Regions from separate parts of the Homo sapiens genome. Here region 2 is linked to region 1. The links are chromatin loops, found by intact Hi-C in ENCODE. Cell type or tissue: breast epithelium. All regions are shown on one strand. Links, peaks and the distances in the headings refer to the core of each region. The heading gives the core; the rest is flanking DNA.

Region 1 (4,384 bases), core at 91-4,090:
ACAGTGTTCCCTGTGCTGCTTTGATGGGCACTGTTCGGGCTTTTCAAAATAAAGGTTTTGAGCACTTTAATTTTGGAGTGACTTGCCATAGTTCAACACAGAGATTTAAAATGCTCTCAACTACTTTGGGAAAGAATAGAGAAAAAGTTTTGTGCTTCACGACAAACAGACGAACACTCCACAAGTGACATTTGAAAGGCACTGATGGTGGGTAATAACTGCTCAAAATACACTCAGGAAAGCGCAGCTCCCTCATTGTTCTTTATGTATCTAATTATTCCAGGTATTGTCATGTCAAAAAAAAGTTTTATGTGACATGTGTTTTTCCTTAACAAAAAAAAGTCTAAGTCAGAGATGAAATCTAACTCTCCCCGGGAAGCCAGGGCCTGCACGGGCCATCTTGGTGATGGGAGAAAGCTGATCATCTGTGGCTACAGACGCTTGCACTCTAACAAAAGCATTTAGCCACTGCAGGACTGTCCACTCCACTCCATTCTTCTTTCTGCAGTGCCGTGACCATTTGTTAACATGTATCTGAGTGCAGTTCGCAGGCCGGGCACCTTGCCAACAGCTTTGAGGGGTGAGACAGCCATGGGAAATCACATAGAACAACCAGAGGAATCCTGAACATTCCAGTGCATTGCTTTATTGACCTGTTCCGTCTGCTGATTCTCGCCTCTGTCTCAGACCGTGGTCCAGCCTTGGAAGCTAGAAGGATCTCCTCTGAACTTCACAATCGGCTTCCCCTTTGTGAGTTGAACTTGATCGCATCCTCGAGCCACCCTCATCCCCAGTTCAGGGCCTTTGCACCTGCTGTGCTTCTGCATGGAGCACCCTTCCTGGCCTGCACATGGACGGGCCTTCGTGTCATCCGAGTCTCAGCCTTTCCCAGCTCCTGCAACACATGCCCCTGTTATGTTTCCTTTCTGACAGTTACTATTTGACGTTGCCTTCTTCACTTGTCTAGGGGTTCAATCCCAGAATCTACGACTAACTAGAACATAATCTCCATGCTCGACAAAGACGTTGTCTGTCTTGGTCACAGCTCTGAAAACAGTCGCTAGACCAGAGTAGGTGCTGACTAATATTTGTCGAATGAGTGAATAATTTCAGTTTCTGTAACCAGCATGTTTGCTTGATTCTCTGGCCCTGAGCCCCTGGGATTGAGCTTTGGTTTCCAAAGGCCGTGCAGATCCTGGAGACCAGACGCTCTTGGAGCCAGCTCAACTCTGGTTTGAGCACAGATCAGCATGTCAGCTTTCTTGTCCTAGACATCGCTGTCTTGAGTTTGGTTAAGATGAGTGTACCTTTGAGAGCAATCTCCTCCCAGGATGTGAAAAGCTGGAGGTCAGTAAGTCTGGCACCTGGAAAGATCATGTAGACGTGAGCGTCTCCCCGATGCACTCGGGAGACCTTGGCCAAGGCTCCGCCTCTGTGCACTACTCTACCTTGTTTCAGCCTCTAAACACATCATTGAGAAGGTTCTGGGTTTTATTTGCATGGAGCACTTTACCTCTCTATTTTCCTGAGACATCCCAAGCCTCTTTCTGCAATTATTCTTTATTTAGAAAACAAAATAAAATAAACAAATGTGTCTTGCTAGATTTAAAAACAGCACTAAATTAGATTGATTACAAGTTAATCCAAGAGAGACAAATGGGCACTTCGAAGCCTGTGCACATGGCATCTTTAGAACTTGGCAGAACCTTACTTTCTCAACATGTTCTCAACCTGAGGCAGAACCCTCATCTCAACATGTTCTCAACCTGAGGCAGAACCCTCATCACCACCTGGCAAGGGGCTGCCTTTGGAAATATGCGGGAGTCTGGGGGGTTGCCACAGAGTTAGGGGAGTGCTACAGGTATGTGGTGGGTAGCAAATTCTTCACGTAGTGCAGAATGCTGGACAGGCCATGTCACAGTCCTGCCCTGCGGGGTGTCTCTGCACCTTTAGTCTCGGAGGAGGGCACTGAAGGTGAACCCTGCCCACAAGAGGTACTTTGCATCCTCCTGGCACATGGGATGACCTCCCTCGGGCAGGCAAACCTGCTCCAAGCTCCATCTCCTTTCAAGTGCAGTACCATGCGGTGAGTCACCTTAGACATCAAAGCATGAAGCAAGAGCACACTTTGTATTCGTGATTCAGTTATGTTTTTGAAATTAAACAATAATTTCCCTCATGCTCTGCTCGTTTACATAACCATGCCAGTAAAAACTCTTGTGAGTCATAGGAGAGAGTTCAGGGGGCTTAAGTTCATCTTTCATCATAAGATAGTCAGCCCCCATCCACCAAATGCCAGCCAAGCATCCCAAACACACACTGCTTTAATGAGACCCTTTTCTGGGCATTGTTAATTAATGTATTCATTTATTCATTAAACCTTTCAGGGCAATTTACCATGTGAAAAGAGAGACGATGGCAGAACTATAGGCTTGTTGCAAAAGGTCTACAGTGCAAGCCTGAATGAGCCAATTTAGAAGATGCTGAAAAGTTTTTCAATACTGAAAGTATAAAAATTAATTAAGAAAAGAAAAACAACATTTGTGGTAGTAAATCATAACATGCTAATATATAAGAAAGGCAATTACATATTCATCATTTTCAGTAAAATGGTTATTATCATAGTATGGTATTATAACAATGACACGGTTATTTTAAAATAATAGGAAATTTATCTTACCTTTTCTTGCATTAAGATATAATAAAATTATGCTCTGAAAACAAATGATGCCTTCTATTGTCCTTATGAAACATTAGCTAGGCCTGGACGGTACTCTACGAACTTTCTTTGTTTTGCTGAGTGTTTCTTTTAGTGAAAACCTGCTCAGGAAGTGCCCAGTCCATGGGCATTCCCTGAGGTCTTGCAGCAGGGAATACAGGAAGAGCAAAGCAGGACTCTGCATGGGGGTGCAAGAGGCCCGCACTCAGTGTGGTGGCTCTGAGGATGGCATCAATTTCAAAGGAAGCATTCCTTTCTTCATCTGGGTATGACATTTGAAACTAGAGAGAAGCTTCTGGAAGGACAGCGAATCCCTCCTCAACCTGCAGAGGCCACTGTGGCTGAGCATGGTTAGTGACCTCAAAATAGGCTCAAGAGCACATTTGCAGGAGGAACTCCCATCTCTCTAGATCCCACTCTTACCACAATCCCAGAGCTAAGCTGCTCCACGAACTTAAAGCTCATCGAAACTTCAAGTCCACCAGGGCTGGCAAGGCACTGTCAGCGTTTGAGTGTGGTGGAGTTCTCTGTGCAATGTGTTCCCACGACACACCGAGGGTCACATTTGTGCTTGGGCAATGCGGCATTTTAACTGAGAACCTGATAGATCCATTGCCAATGGAGGAGGGAAAAAAGGCAACCAAATGCCAAAGAAGACAAAATGTTCAGAGTGGCCACGCCGGTTTCCTTTTTGGTGTCAGGACAAAGGAAAGCAATGTCTTCCAACCCCAGATGGGCCCTGAAAACGCCTCCCTGTGGCTGTAAACCACACACCAGCCCTTGTGGGAGATGCACATTCACGGTGATGCAGTGGCTTCAGCAGGCAGCCTGGGCAGGCAGGTGGCAGAGAGGTCAGAAACAAGAGTCCTTGCTGCTCATGTGATCTTGAACAAGCTCCTGGCCTCAGTTTTCTCATCTGAACTAGAAGGATAAAACCAGCACCTATTGCATAGGGCCCTGGTGAGAATTCAATGGGAACACCCACATTGGCCCTGGGCCCTTAAGAATGTTAGCCATCTTCTTCCACTCTTTTCTTTCTGAACAGAAGAATCAAAGAGATCCAATAAGCCCCCTTGCATTCCCTCAGTCTTGCACTTCATTGCCACCTGCAAACGTTGGCAAGTCCTGGCCCTTCCCATGCCAGGTCAGAGCGAGCCACTCACAGGTCCCTACAAGCCATGATCACCTCATCCAGGAGCACCCATCTCAGACTGTCTGATCATGTTTCCAAATGAAAGTACACTTATAATTTGTCTGGCTTCTTAATTTCTCCTAAGACAAAGTGACAGACTCCTCTGCTCTCCCCCTCTGTGTTGGCTTTTATTATTCTCTCTTTATTTTTCCATCTCGCCCACTCCTTTCTGTTGCTCAGCCTCCCTGCTGCACTGCCATTGTCACTTCGGTATTAGCCCACTGTCTGCCTGGCAACCCACTATTATGCACTTATTTTATTACTTGGTTTCCTACCCCGATCTTGTGATTCATTTCTAACCTTTACTGACTGCAACATAACTCCTTTGCCATTCTTTCCTTCCTCCTTACCCCCCTCCTCAACCCTCTACTTTTCGATGTCAGTATCTGTTCACACCTAGTGTCCTCATAGCACAGAAAAAAAGACTTATCGCAGCTCCAAGTGGACAGCCTTGTTTTTCACTCAGAGCTATC
Region 2 (4,384 bases), core at 149-4,148, 1.3 Mb before region 1:
GCATTGCTTCCTCAGGAGGTGGGCTGTAGCTTCCATGGGCTCCAGCTTCCCTGAATGCCGGGTTGAGGACCTGAAAGTTGGGTCTGGAGACCTCTGGGGGTCCACAGGCCTCGCCATCATTCTCGACGGGGATGGGCTCGTTGTGAGGCGGTTCGGTCTCCATCTCTTCGGCTGGGCTAGGCCCAGCACCGGGGGCAGCTGCCCCTGGGGCCTCCAAAGGTGGTTGCTCGGGCTGTTCCCCGATTTCAGGGGGGATATCGCGTTGTCCTGACATATTATTGCCGTAGAGGCAGTTGCGCACGCCCATAACACGGTGGCGGCCTCTCAAAATAAGTTTGGGGCTCCGTAAGATGGAGCACCCAACCGAACTAGGGTGAAAAAATTATTATTATTATTTTAAAATCAAAGTACCAGCTGGAAAGTTCACCGGCCTCACTTTCCAACCCTTGTGAGGTTGGGGGGTTCAAGGCCTGGAAGGAACCCTAGACTGAGGCTGAAGCAACTCAATTGTTGCTGGTGGAGTCTTGGCTCCTTCCTGGCCACTTTTCATGCCCCCAGGCTGCCCCCCAGCCCCTCTTCCTTGGTCTATCCTTACGCCCTCCTCTCTCTTTCTTTTTGCTCCAGGCCAGTCCCGCCTGCTTGGATCTGACGAGCGTGCCGATTCGGTCCGAAAATCGCCAGTAGCGCTCTCTCTCTGCCACCAGAGGACGCCGGTTCCAGTGCCGAGCTGGCTCCGGCTCCAGGAGCCTGCTCCTGGCGCCAGGGGCCCGGGACTTTGGGTAAGGGGGCTGGTGAGCGCAGGCCTCGCAGGGACGTTTTGGCTCCTTCCACTCCTCTCCCTGACTGATTTGGAGTCTTTCTCCTCGCTTCTCCGCTGGCCAGAGAAAGCGCTCCTGCGTTGCGGGACACGTGACGCAAGACGTGGGCCTCGGAACGCTGGAGTACAGGAGCTGAAACCCTCCCTCCCCAACCCAACCGACTCCTCGGGGGAGGGGGGACTGAAGAAGGATTTCATCACCCCAGGATACCCCTGAAACTCTGAGTCATAGCCCCCAGCCTCCAGGCAGCCCCGGATCTCAAGCCCCTAGTCCGGAGCGCAAGGCTTTTGGTGCCTGGGAAGGGGCGCAGGCACGCGTAGGGATGCGACAGGTGGTCGTGAGCCCACCAAAGAAGCAGAGAGAGGCGAGGGAGAGGGGATGCCGAGTATGCAAGCACGCAATTTGTTTTTTAAATGCCTTGGGTGTACTTTTTGCTGCTTTTGTTTGTCACTTGCTGAGGTTGGCTCCGGTAAAGCACTTTAACAGCCCCCACCCCCATCACACTCTAGGGGTCTCCGCAGTGGCCCACAGCGGCGCAAGCAGGGTGCTCTCTTGTTTATGTGGATGGTGACGCAGGGGAATAAGAAGGTCTCGGGTGCGTACCACCAAGAGCAAAGCCCCCTAGGGAGTAGCTGCGGCGGCACCAAGAGAGGGGTGGGGGGCGTGCTGCGCAGAGGAGGACCTCACAAAGCGGCCTCAGAGTTTCGCAGGTCCTGCTGTTCTAGGGAAGGGTTAAAGGGGATTTTGGTTGGGGTTTAATGCCGGTTTAGGGTGGTTTCGAGACTGGACAACGCTGTGCGCACTGAACCCACAGATAAATACCATGCCGCGCGGCAACCGGAGCTGAGGTGCGCTGCTCGCTGCTTCGGGCACCGGCCGCAGCGCTGGTCAGTCAGCTCCTTTAGCCCCACTACAGCCTGCCTCCAGCACCCTTCTAGCCCCTCTCCTCTCGCTCTGGGTATCTTAGGGTAGTCGCTTTACTTTTCTACTGCTAGAGCCCACTGAGGCGGCACTGAGCCCGCCAACCGGCCACAAACCCGGCGGTTGCCCGCGCAGCTGCGCTCCCGCTACCATGCTGCGGTGAGCTCAGAGCTAGCCAAAGGTAAATGCCCACACCACCTGGTGGCCTTGATGTGTGCACATGCTATGCTCTGGTCTGGGGTCTGCAGAGGGATTGGAACCCGGGAGAAAAGCTGCTGTAAGGGGGTCACATAAAACTCGGCAGGTGCGCATCAGGTCGGTCTCACCAGTGAGACAGATTGGCGAGCCACGTCTAGGCACAGAGCAACTGGGCAGGAGGCAGGGGGTCATCTGACCTGCAGAACCCTGGGGGAGGGGAGGCTGGATGAGTTACACAGGGCGGGCTGCAGCAAGCAGGGCGCACGGCACGGGCTGCTGTATAAGAGCTGCAGGCGGGCGAACCACCGCAAGTTGCGATCCCGTTTAGTCTAATGCATCCCTCTTAGAGCCAGGGTACCACAGGCACCGTGCATCCTTGCACCCCTGCATCCACCATCCATGTGGCCACGCAGCACGGAAGGAGGCGAACACAGTTGGACCCTGGGAAACGTTTGGGATCCCCCAAAGATATATCGCTTTAGCTCTATGGGTCTACACACTTCCAGATGTCAACACTGAACTTTGATTCAAACTTTGGCCAACTACACCCACGCAAGACGGCTTAACCACTTGAGCATCCACTGAATGGCCCAACTGGGTCCCAACACCAACTCACTCCCCTCCGACCCCAGCGCCGGGTCAGCCATTGGGCAGGGGTCATGCCAATCAAGGCTGCCTGGCGAATGAGCAGGGGGCGTCAGACCGGAAACCGGATATGGGTGGGAGGTCCAATAGGGGGCGCCGCGTTGGAACGCCCGAAGAGGTGCTGCTGGGGTGGTTGGAAGCCGGTGGGGGGCGGGTGTATGGCGGCTAGGCCTGGAAGACCACGAGGACCGCTAGCGCCGTGGGGTCACTCTTCCTCATGCCACAGGTTGCCGAGCCTCGGGGGAGAGGTGGGGTCCCAGGGGCCAACCCTTGGGTGTGTTGATGGCGGCAGGCTAACCCAGCCAACGGGGTGCCACTGCCGGGCAAGGTGAGGAGCAAGAAGATTTCCAGGGCTGGGAGGTAGAGGGCCAGGACCCCAAGGAGAGGGCTTACTGCGAGGAGCAGCCCAGGATGGATAAGGAGTTGAGGCCCCAGGGATGCTGAGCCTGCACAAGTGGAAGGTCAGTAGACATTGGGGTTGGAGCCCCAGGGAGGCTGCCATGGGTGCTCCAAAGGGGTTGTTTGCTTTCGTCAGGCCTCGCGCTCACCCCCAAAGTACCATTTGTCGAGGAACGGGTTCAGGGTCTCTGTTCGACACCCTCATGGGTCTGTGGGACCCCTTTGTTCATTCTTTCTGATATCATGAGCTTTGCCAGGGGAGCACATGCATGGAGGTGACTAAAACAAATTTAACAAGTTAGACAAATACCAGTTCCTCATCCTGGAGAGTAGAGCAGCATACAAATGGAAGAAAAGAACTCCACCTGGGGGGACCTTGAAAGTCTTGCTGGAGAAAATGACTTTTTATATGGGCCTCCAAGGAAGGATAGACGCCTTGGCTATGAATAGAAGGTGGTAGTGGGGGATGGGAGACGGTTTGCCCACCACGAACAAAGGATTTAATGGTAGGAAACATGGGGCGTGGCTGGGTAAACACAACTGGCCACCTTGGCTGGCTCTTGGGGAGCAGGGGGAGAAAAGTTAGGAGAAATTAGATAGAATCTCTCTGAGGATGCCATGGAGTATGAGGGCAAGCACTTTTGAGGCTATTTTGGCAGGAAACGGAAAGGATGTTGAAAGTTTTTTGTTCTGCAAGTGAGGATTTGAGCCTACTTTTAGGAAAAGCAGAAGCAGCATGGAGGATGATCCTGATCGAGAACAAAGGAAAGGGGTTATGCACAAAGGAGATGTTTAAAGGAGAGACCTAGCACGGTGAAGGAAGCAGGAAGGCTGAAGGACGGCACTCAAGAGGGGTCCCAAAGGATCCTCCTGGAGCAGCTCTTATGCTAGAAAGACACAAAAGATGGAGGAGCCAAAGTGTGGCACCCAGATGGATGGAACACTGGGAGTGGGACAGGGAAGTCAGTGGGAGGGGCTGGCAAGGTGGCAGTGCTGATTTGGTTTTAGACATGGCAGATTAAGGAACTTTGGGCAGTTGGGATGGAGATTTTTGCAGCCCATTTTCTGGGAGGAAAGGTCTGAAGTTCAGAAAAAGATAAAGATCACACATTCAAATTGGCAATCGTACTTACAAAGATGAATTTATGGAGTCAGAGAAAACTCTTTAGGGGAGAAATACATTTGGTAATAGAATCTTGAACAATTGGCGCACTGGACAGGAAAAAGGGAGACAGTCCAGGAGTGAGTAGGGAGGACTCAGAAGGGAGAGATGGGAGCACACCAGAGGAAGGGGTTTCAGAACCACTCAGCACATCTCATCTAGACTTGGTGTTTTAGCCTCTGCACTGGTGGTATTTGGGGCCAGGCAATTCTTTGTTGTGGTGACTGCCCTGTGCATTGTA

Evidence for each region. Peaks named below come from ENCODE experiments on the same cell type or tissue, not always from the same donor. Only the 100,000 strongest peaks of a DNase experiment are listed, where the experiment ranks them.
Region 2: a loop joins it to region 1, with 17 times the contacts of the local background. A loop is called at or near these places in 1 of 110 quality-filtered maps.

The regions. Positions count from the first base shown.
Region 1 is chr20:57,545,135-57,549,518 of GRCh38, reverse strand. It overlaps LOC124904941 (a long non-coding RNA gene), which reads right to left and starts at 3,282. Exons shown (of 2, transcript XR_007067674.1): 1 at 2,681-3,282; 2 at 622-1,364. In breast epithelium, for the core only: no CTCF peak of the experiment used is centred there; no DNase peak of the experiment used is centred there; H3K27me3 peaks cover 374 bases.
Region 2 is chr20:58,849,189-58,853,572 of GRCh38, reverse strand. It overlaps GNAS-AS1 and a transcript of GNAS not described here. Among named protein-coding and RNA genes, the nearest start is that of MIR298, 33 kb to the right of the region's middle. RefSeq lists an enhancer at 916-1,015. In breast epithelium, for the core only: CTCF peaks have their summits at 524 and 731 (motif pointing right); a DNase peak (open chromatin) is centred at 2,622; H3K4me3 peaks cover 2,968 bases; H3K27me3 peaks cover 503 bases.